2 separate regions of the Homo sapiens genome follow, and region 2 is linked to region 1. The links are chromatin loops, found by intact Hi-C in ENCODE. Cell type or tissue: PC-9. All regions are shown on one strand. Links, peaks and the distances in the headings refer to the core of each region. The heading gives the core; the rest is flanking DNA.

The links. A loop is a pair of places that touch in the nucleus more often than their neighbours do. Peaks named below come from ENCODE experiments on the same cell type or tissue, not always from the same donor. Only the 100,000 strongest peaks of a DNase experiment are listed, where the experiment ranks them.
Region 2: it touches region 1 in a loop (26-fold over the local background); 2 of 110 quality-filtered maps call a loop at or near these places.

The regions. Positions count from the first base shown.
Region 1 is chr3:32,928,724-32,939,353 of GRCh38, forward strand. No RefSeq gene overlaps it. Among named protein-coding and RNA genes, the nearest start is that of CCR4, 18 kb to the right of the region's middle. RefSeq lists a silencer at 8,069-8,266. In PC-9, for the core only: CTCF peaks have their summits at 5,648 (motif pointing left) and 5,863; no DNase peak of the experiment used is centred there.
Region 2 is chr3:32,170,565-32,181,194 of GRCh38, forward strand. LOC124906367 (small nucleolar RNA U13) reads left to right here and starts at 2,092; the gene lies at 2,092-2,191. RefSeq lists enhancers at 7,224-7,393, 7,699-7,868 and a cis regulatory region at 7,309. In PC-9, for the core only: CTCF peaks have their summits at 5,192, 5,392, 6,865 (motif pointing right), 7,536 (motif pointing right) and 1 weaker place; DNase peaks (open chromatin) are centred at 6,827 and 7,507.

The DNA of each region.
Region 1 (10,630 bases), core at 858-8,857:
TGTAGAAGCTCTTTAGTTTAGTTAGGTCCTGATATGGTTTGGCTATGTTCCCACCCAAATCTCATCTTGAATTCCCACATGTTGTAGGAGGGACCCAGTGGGAGATAATTGAATCATGGGGGGCAAGTCTTTCCCATGCTGTTCTCAGGATAGTGAATAAGTCTCATGAGATCTGACTTTTTTTTTTTTTTTTTTTTTTTTTTTAAGACAGAGTCTCACTCTGTTGCCAGGCTGGAGTACAGTGGCACGATCTCAGCTCACTGCAACCTCTGCCTCCTGGTTTCAAGCGATTCTCCTGCCTCAGCCTCCAGAGTAGCTGGAACTTCAGGCGCACACCACCCCCACCAGCTAATTTTTGTATTTTTAGTAGAGATGGGGTTTCACCATGTTGGCCAGTATTGTCTCGATCTCTTGACCTTTGGGAGGCTGTTCGCCTCGGCCTCCCAAAGTGCTGGGACTACAGGTGTGAGCCACTGCATACGGCGAGATCTGATCTCTCTCTTATCCCTGCTACCATCCACATAAGACATGACTTGCTCCTCCTTGCCTTCTGTCATGATTGTGAGGCTTCCCCAGCCATGTGGAACTATAAGTCCAATTAAACCTCTTTCTTTTTTTTTTTCTTTTTAAGATGGAGTCTCACTGTGTCATCCAGGCTGGAGTGCAGTGGCGCAATCTAGGCTCACTGCAAGCTCCGCCTCCTGGGTTCATGCCATTCTCCTGCCTCAGCCTCCCAAGTAGCTGGGACTACAGGCACCAACCAGCATGCCTGGCTGATTTTTTTTTTTTTTTTTTTTTGTATTTTTAGTGGAGACAGGGTTTCACCATGTTAGCCAGGATGGTCTCAATCTCCTGACCTCGTGATCCACCCACCTCGGCCTCCCAAAGTCCTGGGATCACAGGCGTGAGCCACTGCGCCCGGCCACCTCTTTCTTTTGTAAATTGCCCTGTCTCAGGTATGTCTTTATCAGCAGCCTGTACTAATAGACTAATACAGTAAATTGGTACCAGTAGAGTGGGGTGTTGCTGAGTAGATACCCAAAAATGTGGAAATGACTTTGGAACTGGGTAACAGGCAGAGATTGGAACAGTTTGGAGGACTCAGAAGAGAGGAAAATGTAGGAATGTTTGCAACTCCCTAAAGACTTGTTGAATGACTTTGACCAAAATGCTGATAATGATGTGGACAATGAAATCCAGGCTAAGGTGGTCTCAGATGGAGATGAGGAAATTTTGGGAACTGGAGCAAAGGTGACTCTTGTTATGTTTTAGCAAAGAGACTGGCAATATTTTGCCTCTGCCCTAGAGATTTGTGGAACTTTGAACTTGAGAGAGATTATTGAGGGTATCTGGCAGAAGAAATTTCTAAGCAGCAAGGCATACAAGAGGTGACTTGGGTGCTATTAAAGGCATTCAGTTTTATAAGGGAAACAGAGCATAAAAGTTCAGAAAATTTGCAGTCTGACAATCCGATAGAAAAGAAAATCCCATATACTGCGAAGAAACTCAAGGCTGCATAAATTTGCATAAGTAACGAGGAACCAAATGTTAATCCCCAAGACAATGGGGAAAATGTCTCCAGGGCATGTCAGAGGTCTTCATGGCAGTCCCTCCCATCAGAGGCCCAGAGGCCTAGGAGGAAAGGATGGTTTTGTGGGCTGGGCCTAAGGTCCCTGTGCTGTGTGCAGCCTAGGGACTTGGTGCCCTATGTCCCAGCCATTCCAGCTGTGGCTGAAAGGGGCCAATGTGGATCTCAGGCCATGGCTTTAGAGGGTATAAGCCCCACCCTTGGCAACCTCCATGTGGTGTTGAGTGCACAGAAGTCAAGAACTGAGGTTTGGGAACCTCTGCCTAGATTTCAGAAAATGTATGGAAATGCCTGTATGTCCACGCAGAAGTTTGCTGCAGGGGTGGGCCTCTCATGGAGAACCTCTGCTAGGGCAGTGTGGAAGGGAAATGTGGGGTCAGAGTCCCCACACAGAATCCCTACTGGGGTACCACCTAGTGGAGCTGTGAGAAGAGGGCCACCAGTCCCCAGGGTCCTCAAGACCCCAGAATGGTAGATCCACTGACAGCTTGCACCATGCGCCTGGAAAAGCCACAGACACTCAATGCCAACCCAGGAAAGCAGCTGGGAGACAGTCTGTACCCCGCAGAGTCACAGGGGCGGAGCTGCTGAAGACCATGGGAACCCACATCTTGCATCAGCATGACCTGGATGTGAGACGTGGTGACAAGGGAGATCATTTTGGAGATTTAAGATTTGACTGCCCCACTGGATTTTGGACTTGCATGGGACCTGTAGCCCCTTTGTTTTGCCCAACTTCTCCCATTTGGAATGGCTGTATTTACCCAATGTCTGTACCTTGACTGTATCTAGGAAGTAACTAACCTGCTTTTGATTTTACAAGCTCATAGGTGGAAGAGACTTGCCTTGTCTCGGATGAGACTTTGGACTGTGGATTGTTGAGTTAATGCTGAAATGAGTTAAGATTTGGGGGACTATTGGGAAGGCACGATTGGTTTTGAAATGTGAGGAGATGAGATTTGGGAGGGGCCAGGGGCAGGATGATATGGTTTGGCTGTGTCCCCACCCAAATCTCATCTTGAATTCCTGTGGGAGATAATTGAATCATGGTGGCAAGTCTTTCCTGTGCTGTTCTCATGACAGTGAATAAGTGTCATGAGATCTCATGGTTTTAAAAAGAGGAGTTCCCCTGCACAAGCTCTCTCTTTTTGCCTGCTGTCATTCATGTAAGACGTGACTTGCTCCTCCTTGCCTTCAGCCATAATTGTTAGGCTTCCCCAGCCATGTGGAACTGTAAGTCCAATTAAACCTCTTTCTTTTGTAAATTGCTCTATCTTAGGTATGTCTTTATCAGCAGTGTGAAAACGGATTAATATAGGTCCCATTTATTTATTTTTGGTTTTGTCACATTTGCTTTTGGGGTGTTAGTCATGAATTCTTTGCCTAGGCCAATGTCCAGAAAAGTTTTCCAATGTTATATTCCAGAATTTTTATGGTTTCAGGTCTTAGATTTAAGTCTTTATACATCTTGAGTTGATTTTTGTATAGGGCGAGAGATGGAGATCCAGTTTCACTCTTTTTTTTTTTTTTTTTTTGAGATGGAGTCTCACTCTGTTGCCCAGGCTGGAGTGCAGTGGCACGATCTCAGCTCACTGCAACCTCCACCCTCCAAGTTCAAGCGATTTTCCTGCCTCAGCGTCCCAAATAACTGAGATTACAAGCACCTGCCACTGGGCCCAGCTGATTTTTTGTATTTTTTTAGTAGAGCTGGGATTTCACCATCTTGGCCAGGCTGGTCTTGAACTCCTGACCTCACGATCCACCCACCTCAGCCTCCCAAAGTGCTAGGATTACAGGTGTGAGCCACTGCGCCTGGCCTCCAGTTTCAGTCTTTTATATGTGGCTTGTCAGTTTTCCCAGCACCATTATTTATTTATTTATTTATTTATTTATTTATTTATTTATTTTAGAGATGGAGTCTTGCTCTGTCACCCAGGCTAGAGTGCAGTGGCGCGATCTCGGTTCACTGCAACCTCTGCCTCCCGGGTTCAAGCAATTCTCCTGCCTCAGCCTCCCAAGTAGCTGGGATTACAGGTGCCCACCACCATACCTGGCTAAGTTTTGTGTTTTTAGTAGAGATGGGGTTTCACCATGTTGGCTAGGCTGGTCTCAAACTCCTGACCTTGTGATCTGCCCACCTCGGCCTGTAATCAAAGTGCTGGGGTTACAGGCATGACTCACCATGCCTGGCCTTCCAGCACCATTTATTGAATAGGGTATCCTTTCTCCAATTTATGTTTTTGTATGGTTTGTTGAAGATCAATTGGCTGTAAGTATTTGGTTTTATTTCTGGGTTCTCTATTCTGTTCCATTGGTCTAAGTGCCTATTTTTATACTAGTCCCAGTAGTACTGGTACTACAGTACTGTAGTCTACAGTCTTGTAGTATAATTTGAAGTCCAGTAATGTGATGCCTCCACATTTGTTCTTTTTGCTTAGGATTGCTTTGGCTATGCAGGCTCTTCTTTGGTTTCATGCGAACTTTAGGGTTGTTTTTCTAGTTCTGTGAGAAATGATGATGATATTTTGTTAGGAATAGCATAAAATCTGTAGTTTGCTTTGGGTAGTATGGTCATTTTCACAATATTACCTTCCCATCCATGAACATGGCATATGTTTCCATTTTTTTGTGTGTCATCTATGATTTCTTTCAGCATGTTTTGTAGTTTTCCTTGTAGAGATCTTTCACCTCCCTTGATTAAGTACACTCCTAGGGTATTGTTTTTGGGTTTTTTTTTTTTTTTTTTTTCAGTTGTTATAAAAGGGATTGAATTCTTGATTTGATTCTCAGTTTGGTCATCGTTGGCATACAGTAGTGCTACTGATTTGTGTACATTAATTTTGTAAACTGAGACTTTATTGAATTTATTAGATCTAGGAGCCTTTTGCATAAGTCTTTAGGGTTTTCGAGGTATACAGTCCTATCATCATCAAGCAATCCTCCCACCTCAGCCTCCCAAAGCAATCCTCACATTTCGGCCTCCCAAAGTGTTGGGATTACAGGCGTGAGCCACTGCCCCTAGCTTATTTTTAATTTGTAAATTTTTTTCTCAAATATTTTCCATTCTTTCTTGGTTGAATTTGAGGATGCAGAACCTGCAGCTGTGATGTCCTGACTGCGCTGAAATATGATGGTTGTCTCAAGAAAAAGTTATTGGGGCCTGGTGCAGTGGCTCACACCTGTAATCTCACCACTTTGGGAGGACAAAGTGGGAGGATTGCTTGAGGCCAGGAGTTTAAGACCAGCCTGGGCAACTTAGTGAGACCCTATCTCTACCAAAAATAAAAGAAATTAGCTGTGCATGGTGGCATGTGCCTGTAGTCCCAGCTACTTGGGAGTCAAAGGTCGGGGAATTGCTTGAGCCTGGGAGGTCAAGGCTGCAATAAGCCATGAAAGAAAGCACCACTGCACTCCAGCCTGGGTGACAGAGCAAGACTCTGAAAAAAAAAAAGAAAGAAAGAAAAGAAAGGAAGGAAGGAAGAAAGGAAGAAAGGGAGAAAGAAAAAGTTCTTGGATAGGCTGGGCACGGTGGCTCACGTCTGTAATCCCAGCACTTTGGGAGGCCGAGGCAGGCGGATCACGAGGTCAAGAGTTCGAGACCAGCCTGACCAACATAGTGAAACCCTGTCTCTGCTAAAAATACAAAAATTAGCTGGGCGTAGTGGCGCGTGCCTGTAATCCCAGCTACTTGGGAGGCTGGGGCAGGAGAATCGCTTGAACCTGGGAGGTGGAGGTTGGTTGCAGTGAGCCAAGATCGCACCACTGCATTCCAGCCTGGGTGACAGAGCGAGACTCTTGTCTCAAAAAAAAAAAAAGAAAAAAGAAAAGAAAAAGTTCTTGGATAATTTAAGTTGTGAGCTGAAGTAGCATTTATTTTGTGGAATTCTTTTATATAGTTAAAAATATTTTCTGAAATGAAATGTTGTCTGTGAGTTTTAAAGGCAAAATTGTAAATTTATCATGAAATCAATTTTCTAAATACTGGTCAATATAAATTGGAAAATGCTGCTGTACCTGCTGCCATCTGCTGGCAGGTTTCATTTCCCTAAAACAGCAATTTTCAAAGTGTGGTCTATGGATCCTGGGGGGAATGGGGGGAAAGAGGTCCCTGAGATCCCTTCCTGAGTATCCATGATATCAAAACTGTATTCCTAATAATACTATAACTTTATCTTTTTCACTCTGTTGATATTTGCTCTGATGGCGGGCAAAACCACTGAGGATCTTTGGACAAATCAAGGCACAACCACCAAACTGAACTTAAAAATGTACTTTCTTCACTGCTGTGCACTCCCAGAACCAGTTTCACTTAATAATGTCCTTGCAGGGCCAGGTGCGGTGGCTCACACCTATAATACCAGAACTTCGGGAGGCCGAGGCGGGAGAATCACTTGAGACCAGGAGTTCAAGACCATCCTGGTCAACCTAGCAAGACCCCATCTCTATAAAAAATAAATTCAAAAAAAAATTAGCTGGGTGTGGTGGCACGCACCTGTAGTCCTTAGCTATTTGGCAGGTTGAGGCAGGAGGATCTTTTGAGCCCAGGAGTTCAAGGTTACAGTGAGCTATGATTGTGCCACTGCACTTCAGCCTGGGTGACAGAGCAAGACTTTGTCTGTAATAATAATAATGATAATAGGCCGGGAGCGGTGGCTCACGCCTGTAATCCCAGCACTTTGGGAGGCCGAGGCGGGTGGATCACGAGGTCTGAAGATCAAGACCATCCTGGCTAACACGGTGAAACCCCTCTCTACTAAAAAATACAAAGCATTAGACGGGCGTGGTGGCGGGCGCCTGTAGTCCCAGCTACTCGGGAGGCTGAGGCAGGAGAACGGCGTGAACCCAGCAGGCGGAGCTTGCAGTGAGCCAAGATCGCGCCACTGCACTCCAGCGACAGAGCAAGACTCCATCTCAAAAAAATACATATATATAATAATAATGATAATAATCTCTTTGATAAAGTAGGAAAAAGTAATTTTTTTATCTCTACCCTTGAATTCACATGGAACTCCATTTTGCTTGAAAAAATGACAAACCATATATGATTCTTCTTTTTTTTTTTTTTTGATATAGGGTCTGGCTCTGTCACCCAGGCTGGAGTACAGTGGTGGGATCTTGGCTTACTGCAGCCTCTGCCTCCAGGGCTCAAGTGATCCTCCTTCTTCAGCCTCCTGAGTAGCTGGGACTACAGGCATGCACCACGACGCCTGGCTAATTTTTGTATTTTTTGTAGAGATGGAGTTTTCCCATGTTGTCCAGGCTGGCCTTGAACTCCTGGGCTCAAGCAATCCACCTGCCTTGGCCTCTCAAAATGTTGGGATTACAGGCATGAGCCACTGCACCGGGCCCCTTTATGATTCTTTAAACAAGGTGTTTGGTAGATATTTTATTGAAAATAAATAAAATAAGCTTGTGATTTCAAGTGAAACAACTGATAATGTTTGTCGCCACTGGTAAAATTTGAGCTTTCAAGCAAAAATTATACTTTAAGAAAATTTGTATTTGTTATCATGAATATGACCACTTGCCAGGAAGAATTTTCTGATGAGATCAGTGTGACATTACTGAATCCCATACGGTAGGCAGAATAATGGCCCCCAAGGGTGTCCATGTTCTAATCCCCAGAACCAGTGAATGTGTTTCTCTACATTCCAAAGGAACCTGGGTTAGGTGTAATAACAAGGGTCCTTGTAAAAAGAAGGCATGAGTTAAGAGAGGAGAGAAGATGCTACATTGCTGGCTTTAAAGACGGAGGAAGAGGCCATGAACCAAGGAATGTAGGTGGCCACTGGAAGCTGGAAAAGACAAGGAAACAGATTCTTCCCTAGAACCTCTAGAAGGAACCAGCCCTACTAACACCCAGAGAAACTGATTTCTGATTTCTGCCTGCCAGACTGTAAGATGGTAAATTAACGTTCTTTAAGCCACTGAATTTTGTAGTGGTTGTTTGTTACAACAGTAACAAAAAACTCTTACAGTGAGGTTTTGATATTGCATAATGAAATGTGAAAAATTTCACATTTTTCTTAAATCTCACAATTCAACTTGACTGAACCTTAACCAAATTGATCCCACTTCTCAATTATATGCAAGTAGGATCATTTACCAGCACTCAGTAATTAATGACATATCTCTTTTCCTTTTTTTAATAAAACCAGGAGACCCAAAGAAATACATCTTGGAATTTTTAACAATGTGTTCATGTCTCATACAGGAAATGAGCCTGGATCCTAAAACGATGGTAGATGATGGGTTTTATAATTGAGACAAACTGTTGTGCCATGGATATATTTTATTACACGAACTGATTACATCTGCTTGTTGTGTGTTGTAAATATTGTTCACATAAGTGATTTTGGTTCTCAAAGGTATGTGTATACTTAGGCACACACATAGAAACACACTGTGGTTTGATGAGATGTTCCTGTTATCATTTTTGTGATATTTTGTTATATAAAGTTATAAATATTTTCAGAGAAAGAAAAAGTTATTTTGTTTAAGTATCATTAATATTACATGAAAAAAATACGTATTTTTTGAGACGAAGTCTTGCTCTGTTGCCCAGGCTGGGGTGCAATGGCACGATCTCGGCTCAATGCAACCTCTGCCTCCTGGGTTCAAGTGATTCTCCTGCCTTAGCCTCCTGAGTAGCTGGGATTACAGTCATGTGCCACCATGCCCGGCTAATTTTTTTATTTTTAGTGGAGATGAGGTTTTACCATGTTGGCCAGGCTGGTCTCCAACTCCTGACCTCAGGTGATCCACCCACCTTGGCCACCCAAAGTGCTGGGATTACAGGCGTGAGCCACTGCACCTGGCCTTTGAAAATATTTTGAATCAAAATAAATTAAGTTTCAGCCAGGCACATGGCTCATTACTGTAATTCCAGAACTTTGGGAGGCCAAGACAGGAGGATTAGTTGAGCCCAGGAAGTTTGAGTTTGCAATGAGCTGTGATTGCACCACTGTACTCCAGCCTGGGTGACACAGATACTGTCTCTCTAAAAAAGCTTTTTAAAAACTAAATTTCACATTAAGTATCACTTATCTTGGAATGTTCTTTGGAATGTCCAAATGTCCAAATGCAGTGAGAGAACCACAGTGACAATGTTCAGCCATTCATATTTCATTTCCCTCTCCACACTGACATCTGGCACTTAGGAAGGCTTAGTACATCCCAGCCCTTAACCCTGTGGTGCTAATATTTACGCAGGGTCAGTGGCTGAGTGTTGATGTGGGAGTGTCCAGGAAATGACAGGGGCTAAAGGAGGCTGGGGGAGAGGGATGAGGGGAGGAAAAGGATATCTACTCCCAAGGGATGGGAGAGACAGTATTTGACACCCGAGGACTCTGAGGAAGGAGTAATCCTAAGGGGCTGGCCCTGGGTTTCTTCTACTGTTTCTAAACAGGCTCACTTTTCTTTGTTGAAAGCCTGGGTTTTGCAGTTTATGGCCCCACTATTTGGCTCAACATGGTGCTATTATTTTTTTCTTTTTTTTCTTTTTTGAGACAGGGTCTCACTCTGTCACACAGGCTGGAGTGCAGCGGCACGATCTCGGCTCACTGCAACCTCCACCTCCCGAGTCCAAGCGATTCTTATACCTCAGCCTCCCTAGTAGCTAGGACTACAGGCATGCCACCACGCCCGGCTAATTTTTTGTATTTTTAATAGAGATGGAGTTTCACCATGTTGGCCAGGCTGGTCTCATACTCCTGACCTCAAATGATCTGGCCGCCTCGGCCTCCCAAAGTGCTGGGATTACAGGCATGAGCCACCACACCGAGCCAGTGCTATTATTTTCTGACAGTTTTTCCTTCTCTTTTTACGCTAGACCAAAAAAAACATGGCAGCAACAGATCATGGTGCGCCTCCGCAGTCTCTGCCAGTTGCCACAGCCACCTCCTGCCTCCACAGGTCCCACCCAAGGATTCTCAGAGGTGCAGGAATGAGATTTCTTTCCAGCTCCCTTCCTGGTGGTGGCTCCTCATGTCACACAGAAATAGTTACCACCACGCTGTGGGAACTATTTCTCTATAGTAAAATTCCCTGTGATATTTTCTTTTCCCTATTATCCTTTCGTAGACAACATGGCAGTATTAAAATTGTTTATATTCTTCAAATATATGCACCTGTGTTTATATATGTTGTGTTTCCAATCGTGTTTAACAGAGAAGGGATGGATTCTTAGGTCAGGAGGGAGAAAGAATCTCATCCAGGGCTGACTGAAAAGTAGGAGGAAACTGGTTATTCCAGAGACAGGATTTGATAGTTTGTATACAGGTAGGTGGGTAGGTGGTTGTTGGTGCAGAGAATATATCCTAAAGAATTGCATCCTTGGGTGATGAGACATTTTGGTATTAGTGATTATGGAAGAGGCAGCTCTCTTCTGGCCTTTAACATACTCGTTTTTTGTTTTTTGTTTTTTTTTTTTTTGAGACAGAATTTCACTCTTGTTGCCCAGGCTGGAGTGCAACGGTGTGATCTCAGCTCACTGCAACCTCCACCTTCCGAGTTCAAGTGATTCTCCTACCTCAGCCTCAGGAAAGTAGCTGAAATTACAGGCGCCCGCCACCACTCCCAGCTAATTTTTGTATTTTTAGTAAAGACGGGTTCACCATGTTGGCAGGGCTAGTCTCAAACTCCTGATCTCAGGTGATCCACCTGCCCGTCTCCCAAAGTGCTGGGATTACAGGAATGAGCCACCGTGCCTGGCCCGTACTTATTTATTAATATAAACAAATTAATAATCAGACTTATAATTTAGTTATATATTTATGTTAGTTTCCCAAAGGGCTAATTTTACACAATGAGGCTTCAGTCTGGGGAGTAGGACATTATTTGGGGCTTAAAAAAAGAAAAAAAGATGGTCAATCTATCTCTGGAATATTGAAGTTCATTTCTGGATACTTTATTCTGTATCCATGGTTTTATCCCTGCACCAATACCACCAATACCAATCAGGTTGTTAGTTTTTGTTATTGTTTTTGAGTTGTAGAAGTTCTTTATCTATTTTGAATATTAACCTCTTGTTGGATATATGAT
Region 2 (10,630 bases), core at 1,689-9,688, 760 kb before region 1:
CCTCTGCGAGAAACACCCAAGAATGATCAATAAAAAAAAAAAAAAATGTAAGGGAAATTCCTAGAATCCTGAAACAAATAGGGGACTGATTGCCAGAGTCGAAAGAATTGAGTTGTGAAGCTTATGCTACACGAGAGCCCACCAAAGGCTATGTTGTCAGGGAAAAAAATGAAATAAGAAAACCCAGGTAGAGGTACAAACAAAGAAGCTGGGCTCCATGTGAGAAAAATGTTTTGTTTTGTTTGCTACAGAGTCTTGCTCTGTCACCCAGTGGTGGCACACACCTGTGGTCCCAGCTACTCGGGGCTGAGGTGGGAGGATCACCTGAGCCCAGGACGGTTGAGGCTGCAGTGAGCAGAGATCATGCCACTGCACTCCAGCCTGGGAGATAGAGCAGTGAGACACTGTCTTGAAAAGATAAATAAAATAGTTGAAAAATAATTCATTATGAGTGAAAACCAACAGATTTTTAAAAACAGAGTTAGAACCGTAGGATTTCAGATAATTTGAGTAATACGATAGATGCTTTTTTAAAATCATTTGAAATCCTTTATAGAGATGGGGGTCTTACTATGTTGCCCAGACTCGACTGCAGTGGTGTGATCATAGCTCACTGCAGCCTCCAACTCCTGGGCCCAAGCAGTCCTCCTGCCTCAGCCTCCAAGTAGCTAAGACTCCAGGGGCATGGTACCACACCCAGCTTTTTTTTTAAAGTAAAGATAGGGTCTTGCTATGTTGCCCAGTCTGGTCTCAAACTCCTGGCCTCAAGCAATCCTCCTGTCTTGGCCTCCCAAAGCCCTGGTACTACAAGCATGAGCCTGGCCAGATGCTTTGAAAGATATTTTTAAAAATAAAGGCATAAAAGAAGGATTAAAAAATAAATTGTATGGGAGGAAAAAAAAAAAGAACCCAGCCAGGCAGATTTGAAAAGGAACCTATTCAAACATTTAGGAATGAATATAATCATTTGAAGTTTAAAAATAGGCAGATGGAAAGATTAAAGACTAGATTTGACAGAGCTGCAGATGGAATTGGCAAACTGGAAAATAGATCTGAGGATATTAAAGTAGCAAAGAAAATATTTGAGAATTTAAAGATTAAGTGGAAGATAGAATAGGACTTGAACATACATCTGATAGGAGTTACAGAAGAGAGAAAAAGGAGGCAATTTTTGAAGAAAAGGCTGAAATTTGTCCCGATTTAATTATGTGCATTCAATTTTATGTTATTCTCCATAATGTATTTCCATTAAAATTTAATCACATGGTCTTTATAGCTTTTTATGACTGCATATAAACTAAGTTGATGGTGAACGTTTTTGAGGAAATACGCTTTATGAAGAATCTGTGTGGATAATCTAATTTACTGAAGCTGTGATTGATTCAAGTTACTGAAGCAAGTGATGTTACCTTTGGTAGGATGGGAGACAGCAGGCCTGGTACTGTGGGAAGACTTGTTCTAGCTCCTGCTTAACATTTAATATCCATGTTGTTTAGCCAAGTCAGCTAACTTCTCTTTGAGGTTCATTTTTCTCATTCGTAAGTGGGAATAATATCTGTGCAGCCTACCTCATAGGATTGCTGTTAAGGTCCGTAAAGAGCAGGAAATCAACATATTAAAGGAGAAAAATTAAATGATCATGGCGATATCTGCTTGTGGCAGAAACAATGCCATGTGTTCACTAAATTATTTTTTCTTTTCTTTTTTTTTTTTTTGTAGATACACAGTTAAATTACATTTCCCAACCTCCCCAGCAGTTAGGTGGCATCACATGATTGAGTTCTAGTCAATGGCATAGGGAGAGAAAAGTGCCACTTTCATGTGTTCTGTCTGGTTCTTTATTATTTCTTCTGTGCGTGCTGGTTGTATATCAATTTCCAGTATGTTCTGGAAGCCATACATTGAAGATGATGGACCCCCTTTTCAGCCAGGATTCTACAAGACAATATGGAGAAAGTACCCCCCAATCACATTGGTCTGTGATTGATAGGTACAAAAATTATTGTATTATGCCACTGAGACATAGGAGTTACTTGTTATAGCAGCTAGCATAACTTCACTTCATACATTGCTAAAAAGATGTTTGAGGAGATCCTTTTGTGGTTGATAAGTGTGATGATTCAGTTTTCATGCTCATGTATGAGATGTGCCCCCAATCAAACTTGTCACAACATCTGCTTATTATCAGACATGAAAAAAAATAGATGTTTCAGGAATTTAAAAATTGAACTTGCAGAAACATCAAGAGATTAGGGAAATTTTAATCCCTTGGTCACTACAGCATCACAGTGTCTGTTTTGCCATCACTTTTTTGGACACAGGAGGCTATATATGAGTGTGGGCGTGCCTATGGGTATGTCTGTCTGACTCTTCCCTACCCAGGATAACTCTGGCTAAATCCAAATTTGTATATCCAATAGTCCTTCTTTCTCCCTCTCACTCTATTTTTTTTTTTTTTTTTGAGACAGAGTCTTACTCTGTCACCCAGGCTGGAGTGCAATGGCATAGTCTAGGCTCACTGCAACCTCCGCCTCCCAGGTTCAAGTGATTCTCCTACCTCAGCCTCCAGAGTAGCTGGGATTACAGGTGCATGCCACCACACCCGGCTAATTTTTGTATTTTTAGTAGAGACGGGGTTTCACCATGTTGGCCAGGCTGGTCTCAAACCCCTGATCTCGTGATCCATCCGCCTCGGCCTCCCAAAGTGCTGGGATTATAGGCATGAGCCACCATGCTCAGCCTCATCCTTCTTTCTCTAGGACTAATGCCAGCAAGTTCCAGGACTTATAACATGTGCTTAACATCAGAGAAGTCTTCACCAGGTGGTGATGTCCTTAAGATGTCTTCCTCATTTCAAAAGCTTTAAGTTAGAAATGTCACTAGATCTTAGATAAGGCCATATGCTACTTGTAACCTCCTGAAACCTGTCTGTCTGAAACCTGAAGGAGTGGTTCTTCAGCTCCCCCTCAAAGACTTAGGAATTAAACTTGTCTGAATTGTACACATTGTGAGTGAAATAGTGCCACTGGAAAGTACTTTACTGTTGAACTCAATGCACCCTGTTATTTGTCAAATTGGTGTTATTTGACTCGTTACAAATGGAAATGCTTTTATGCTATGATGGAAGTGTTATTTGCATTTTTGTTACTAGTCTTATTTTTAAATAATTTTTCAATAGGTAACACAGTCATTTGGTTCAAAAATAAAGCCTGCTTCCCAAGTAGTTATTAGTTTTTAACAATCTCTTCTAGAATTTCATTTCACACACATAAGCAAAATATATATATTCTCATTCCCTTCCCCATTTCTCTACATAAAATTGAGCTTACTTGATGCATTGTTACACATCTTGCTTTTTTTACTTAACATGACATCTTGACAATCTTTTATATCAGTTATTTTTAATAACTGCATGTTTAACTTTTTACTTTGAAATAATTACGGATTCATAGTAAATTGCAAAGGTACCCTTCACCCAATTTTCCCTAATATATCAACACCTAGTTTTTAAAATTGTAAGTTAAAATAACAGTAGCGAAACACTTTCAGCACTGCTCTTTTTCTTTCTTTTTAGTCAGGGTTTCCCTCTGTTGCCCAGGCTGGACTGCAGTGGCTCGATCCTAGCCCACTGCAGCCTCCAACTCCTGGGCTGAAGCATTCCTCCTGCCTCAGCTTCTTCCAATAGCTGGGACTTCAGGCATGAGCCACCACACCCAGCTAATTTCTGAATATTTTGTGAAACCAGGGTCTCACCATGTTACCAAGGCTGATCTTGAACTCCTGGCCTCAAGTGATTCTCCTGCCTTGGCCCCCCAAAGTGCTGGGATTATCGGTATAAGCCACCATGCCTGGCCCACTTTTAGCACTGTTCTAAGTGCTTTGCATAGATGAACATTAATAAAAATGTATCACCCCCATATACAGATGGGGAAACTAAGGCACAAAGAGGATAAAGAACGTGTCCAAATAACAGAGATAGTAATTAATGAGGCCACGTTTTGGACCTGGGGAGTTTGGCTTAAAAGTCTGTGTTCTTAACTCTTAGATAAGACTACATTAACTCCTTTGAGTAATGGGTGTTCATAGTTAAGCAAAAGCAAACAATGATGTGAAGGGTTGAAAGTGTAATCATTCAATTCTTTTGCAGACTTTCATAAATGTACTGTGTTCATGCATGCGATATATTTTAAGACAATACTGTTTTAAAACTTTTTTAATAGTTTTAATATTGAACTTTCTGTATCAATATAATCTCCTACATCATTCTACATATCTGCATCATTTTCTATGACTCTTCCTTAGTTTATTACAGATAAATGTTTGTTTTCTTTTTATTATAATAACTGGTGCAGAAAACATTCTTGCACATGGATTTCTGCTCATTTATATGAGTGAATCTACATCATAAAATCCTGGAAGCGGAATTGCTGGCTCAAAGGTATGTGTGTTCTATACTTTAATGGAAACCGCCAAATCCCCCTTCACAAAGATGGCTGCAATTTATGCTTCTGACCTCACTTTCTGTTCCTAATTACCTCTACAGCCTCTATTAGGGAATTCTTTATAATAACCAGAGACCTAAATTGAACCAAATAAGTCCCAGAAATGTGAGCCTTTGTACTTAATAATTTATGTCTCTCCTGTCAGTTTCACTGTAAAAAATAAAATTTTTTGTTATTCAAAACTACAATTGTGTTAAAGCAGCCATCTTACTATATAGTTGTAATAGTTGGTACTGAAAGTTTTTTTTTTTTTTTTTTTGAGACAGGGTCTTGCTCTGTCACTCAGGCTGGAGTGCAATGGCACAATCTTGGCTCACTGCAACCTCCACTTCCCAGGTTCAAGCAATTCTGCCTCAGCCTCCCAAGTAGCTAGGATTACAGGCACCCGCCATCACGCCCAGCTAGTTTTTTGTATTTTTAGTAGAGACGGGGTTTCACCATGTTGGTCAGGCTGGTCTTGAACTCCTGACCTCAGGTGATCTACTCACCTCGGCCTCCCAAAGTGCGGGGATCACAGGTGTAAGCCACCGCACCTGGCCTTGAAAGTTTTTATAGTCACAGAAATGTTCATGTAAATGAGATGTTTATAACGAATGTTAAAACAAGAAACATTTTTTTAATCACAAATTCACTATTTATTCAAAACCTCTTCAAGCTGTTGTCAAAACAAGCTGAAATGGGGGTAAGATGCTTTTCTGGGAGAGTTCCAGGTTCTAATTAACTATGACCCTTGCCCACTAGAGGTCGCTCTTCGTGAATAACTTCCCTAGGCAGTTGGCATGCTGTGAAAGACATCACTATTCCTATGGCATTTTGGTCAAGTTTTTAGAAGAACACGTATTTCTTATGAACTAAACTAAATTTGTACTAGAAAGCGCCCAGTGTCTACGTTTCACTTTGACTTTTAAACTCAAAACAGACCACAATTTCTTCTTGTTATTCCAATAAAACTTTATTTACAAATATAGACAGTGGGTCAGATTTGGCTTGAAGTCTGTCAATCCCTAGGTTAGCAGGCAAATTTTTTAAACAGGAAAAATAGAGTTGATGCGGCCTTTCTCTGCAAGGGGACAAAGCCTGGGAAATAGAGGTCTGGAGCAAAATGTGAGTCCCCAGAATACAAAGGATACAAATGAAGAGATGCATAGGGTCAGGTATGGGGCCAGGGGCATGGAGCTTCTACGCCCTCCCTGGGCACGCCAGCCTCCGGGGACCTCCATGTGTTCAGCTATCCGGAAACTCCCAGACCACACATTTTGACATACAGCAGCTTTACTTTCACTGCTGGCCTGTGTCCACCTAGATGTCTGGGGGACTTTTGTTGCTTCTTGATCTCTTTCTCTTCCTTGATGTCGGAGACCCACTTATGAACATCTTTACTAAATTTCTGTTTTCTTCTGTCTCTCATTCTGACACTGACATTCTGACAAAAGCAAAAACACTTGCTTCCTGCTTTCTGCTTTTAGGAAAGATTCCAGGAACACACCTGGGAAATACTTTTAAAGGAGGCAGTTTCAGCAAGGAGAGTGGTAGGAAAGATAAAACCTCTTTGCATCCTAATCTTTCTGGTTTGCTTGTCTGTTATCTTTGGAGACAGCATAATTTTCACTAGGATGCTGTGTAATCATGAAGCTAATGAAATGTAAGCTTCAAGACCCTCACTTGTGTAAATCCTTTCTAAGGCCCTGTACCAAACTTTGTTTTCATAGATTTTTATTTTTCTTAAAGTCATAACCCCCTAAAACTAGTCCATCTCTAGTTTCAGAACTTTGGAGTCAGGTGGGGGTTCAAATTTTAGACCTGTGTGAACTTGGGGAGCTAACTTCCCCCTAGGCCTTAATTTTCTTTTCTGTAAATAGTATCTTTTATCTTGGGTTTCTTGAGAAGTCAGAAAACATGTCATTTGCTTTTCCCAATTCCCTGAACATATTAGGGGACTTCATGATGGAAAGAACCCAGAGAGAAAATGACAAATCCATATTTGGATGGAATTGCTTGGGACCTTTGTGGGGAGATGTGCAGGAAGCAAGAGGACACTCTGGACAACAGATCAAAAGGGGATGAGGAGCAGAGATGTTGGGTGAGGCCAGTGTCCAGGCAGTTACTGAAGCCAGAGTTGGGTGAAGGAAGTATCTGTGTGGCAGGAAGGAAGAAGCGGGAGTCTAAGCCCAGCACAGTGTCCAGGGTGAGGCCTGAACTTCAGAAGTTCACATTTCATTTCTTGCGGGTAATTTATGAATCTTGCATCCCATTGCTCAGGACTTACTCATTCAGGACTCTGTTCTCATTGATCCTGCCGTCCTAAGTGTGACAACCGTTTGAAATTAATTATTGCAATACCCAGGATAATCACTTGAGGGCAGCACTGCGCAAGGGTTATTCAACCAACAACGTTCATTTAACAGATACTTATTGAGGACATGTCGTGTGCTAAGCAAAGTTGTAACTAGGGTCAAGGAAAGCTTTCCTGAGGAAGTGACCCTCGACCCATGTAGCAGGATGGGGTGGAATTAAATAGGGAAGGAAGAGGTGTTCCAGGTAAAGGTAGCAGCATGTGCTAAGGCTCTGTGATGGCAGAAAGCCTGGGAGTGGGGGAAGAAGGGACAGTGCCGTGGTAGCTGGAAAAGTGAGTGGGATGTGGATGCAGATCGGGATTACAGCTCAGTTTCTGGAGCCTATTAACATTTTCTGAGCGGTTACTATGTGTCGGGCCCTTTCCTATAACTTATTTCAGGGAAGGTGGTAATAGTCCCATTTTACAAAGGCACAGAGGTATGGCTACCACCAGTCTTTCTTCAAGGCACCTCTCCTTCCCAGAGCATCCTTGTCTCCACTGGACACTTAGTCCTACCTTTCCTTCAACACATGGGTCAATTGTGGCTTCAAGTTGAATATCTTACTGATCATTTTGTGCATACAACGTGTTCTGGTGACTGGGCAGTTCTCCCTAAGCCAGAGGTTCTACTGATACTGTGTGTCCTCAGTATCTAGCCCACAGATGACCACTAGGGGATGCTCTGTTCCAGTTGGTTCCTGTCTGGAAATAGGCACATGACATGGCGATTTGGCAGAACAAATGACATAGTGATGTAGTAGATCTTGGCTCCACTTCATCCCTCCCTGAATCCATGCATTTTGCCACAAGACTTTACAGGCTTTACAGACACGGTATATCTCCCAGGCCCTCAAATCTGGCTTTGCTCTTGTGACTTGCTTTGCCAATGCAGTGTGGCAGGAGTGATGGTGTGCCAGATGCAAGCAATATATATATTTATCAACTCGACTTTCTCCTATACTTTTGCTCTATTTAGTCTCATTTTGAAGGAGATAAAATATGAATTCTATTTTAAATATTTTTATTGCATACAATAGCTCAAATTCATTTCTTTTTATCTGCTGTCTTACTTTCCATTATATGAATAAATCCCATTCTAGTTATTCATTTCCCTATTGATGGGATTTAGGTTGTTTGAAGGTTCTCTTTTTTTTTTTACTAATAAAGAAACAAAATGGGAAATATTTCTGTGCATGCCTCTTGTGTACCTAAGTGAGACTTTCTCATGGGTATATACTAGGAAGCCATGGGATACTCACATCTTCAAATTTACTAAAATATTACTAAATTGCTTTTCAAAGAACTTGGACCAATCTATTCTCCCACCATTATTAGTATAGAAGAATTCTCATTTCTCCACATTTGGCATCACCTGGTGTTGCCATACTAATTTGTGTAGGTTTTTGCCAATCTGATAGGTCTGAAATGGTATCTGGTTGATATTTTAATGTTCATTTCCCTGATTTCCAAAGATGTTGAGCTTCTTTCCTTGTGTTCGTTGGCCTTCCAATTTCCTTTTGTGAGTTGACTGTGCATTTCCTCTGTTTTCCTTTTCTTTTCTTCTTCCTTTTTTTTTTTTTTTTGAGTTGACTTGCTCCTGAAAGTCTGTCCTTACATAATCTTAATATTTTATATTATATATAATGTATGCTTGTATATTATATAAAGATAATATATTAAAGACTATAATATAGTATATGCAATACATTTAAAATATATATCCTTTGTATATTTGGTTGCTTATATGCACTGCAAAGATCTTCCAGTATTTTATAACAGTTTTATTGAGATGTAGTTCATATATCATACAATTCAACCATTGAAAGTGTACGATGGGTTTTTGTTACAATTTTAGAACATTTTCACCAACTTGAAAAAAAAAAACCTTCACCTTTTGGCTATCATTTCCCTATTCCCCCATCCCCAACCCTAAGCAACCACCAACCTACCTTCTGTCTCTATCAATTTGCCTATTCTGGACATATAAATGGAATCATATAATATGTGGTCTATTGTGACTGGCTTCTTTCATTTAGCCTAATTTTTCAAGGTTTATCCATGTTGTAGTATGTATCAGAACTCCATTCCTTTTTATGACCAAATAATATTCCATCGTAGGGATATGCTACATTGTTTTCCCATTCATCAGTTGAAGTAATGTTTACTGAAAAATGTAACTGAAATTCAAAACTGTTTTTAATAGCATCTGATTTCTACTCATCTGATCTGATTGCTTACCCCTGACCTCTCCTCACACATAAATAAAGTTGGTTTTGTTTGTTTTGTTTTGTTTTTACCATGATGATCAAAAAGTTTCTGACTGGCTTTGAACTGTACTTCATTGGTGAAAATCCTCCATTCCAATCCCTATAATTAAAGAGGTAGGCCTGGGGACCCTTGTTATCCTGTGTGGCCTGGGATCAAGAGCATCAGCATCACCTGAAGCTCGTTAGAAACTCACTCTCGTCTCGCAGACCTGTCTGGATTAGACTCTGAACTTGAAGGAGATCCCCAGGTGAGTCCTGTGCCCATTTGCTTTGACAAGCTCCGCCCTGGACCACTCTTTCTCACCCGGGTGAGTGTTGAAATCACCTGGAAGCCTTTGGGAACAATGCCAAGGACCTGCCCGCCTTTCCGAGATTCTGATTTCACTGCTCTAGAGTGGGTCCCAGACTTAGAGTGTCTCCAGAGCTCCCACGGGATCCCACTGAACAGCCAGACCTGATGCAGAGATCTTTGAGGAGCAATCCCAACTTTTTTCTGTAAACCACTTTCATTTAGGGATGTTTAGTCTACATGATTTAAGCCACCAAATTTGCAATTCTGTTAAGCAAAACTGACTGGTTCTCGGTGAAGGAGCTGCAGGCCCCTTTTTAAAGGGACTGGAGTATGACGGCCAGTACACCTTATGAGTGGGTGTCAAGGCTCTGTTGACAAAGATGGTTTGTGTTTCTAAGAAAACACAGCTGAAGCCCTGTGAAGGGTAGGTTGCCAAGGATGTGCTAGTTTTTCTTGGTTCATTTTCAGTTCTCCGTTTACAAATTTGCTCTGCAAATTTGGAATGGCTACTACTTTAAGCAGCGTTTACCCAAAAGTGACTTCTTCCTTACTCCTGCCAACAGAGTAAATACAATAAGAATGGACATCTTGGGTAGACATCAGGATGTCTCTTTTTAAATAAACCCCATCCTGATCTTATCTTTGCTAAGGAAGCTGTGGCAGCAACAAGCTGTCAAATCAATTTCTCTCCCTTCTCATCCCTCCGACGATTTCCTTGAACGCATGTGTTTCTGTTCCCTGTCACTGGGCTCACACAGCAGTCACCACAGTAACCTTCTCATGGGTGGGGGTGAGGAGTTCAGCATCCACCCTTTGTATCCACAAAAGGCTTTGCCACCTTACTGGGGGGGGTTGCCTATGTTTCCTTGTCATTTACAACCCTGCCCCATTTCTGTTCCAGATAGTGGCACAGTAATGCCCCAGATTGAGGTCACTTCTCTTGGAGTTAAAGGAAACAGGAGAGGGATGCGTGGTGTTTGCACCGTGCATCCTGCCATTATCCAACTCACAGGTATGTGTGTGCATCCTCTGGACTTTCTGGCTATGGTCTTTTCAGCCACCTCAGAGATTGTGTCACCTTGACTTACCGAAAGGAGTGACCACCTGAGAATCAAAGGCCCCGGGGTTCCTGAAATCCACACCAGGAAGGGCACATACAGGTGTCAAATCGCTTCTTGGGGTCTCTCCACAAGCACCTAAATGACTACGCTGTTAACTTGATCTATTTCTCTCA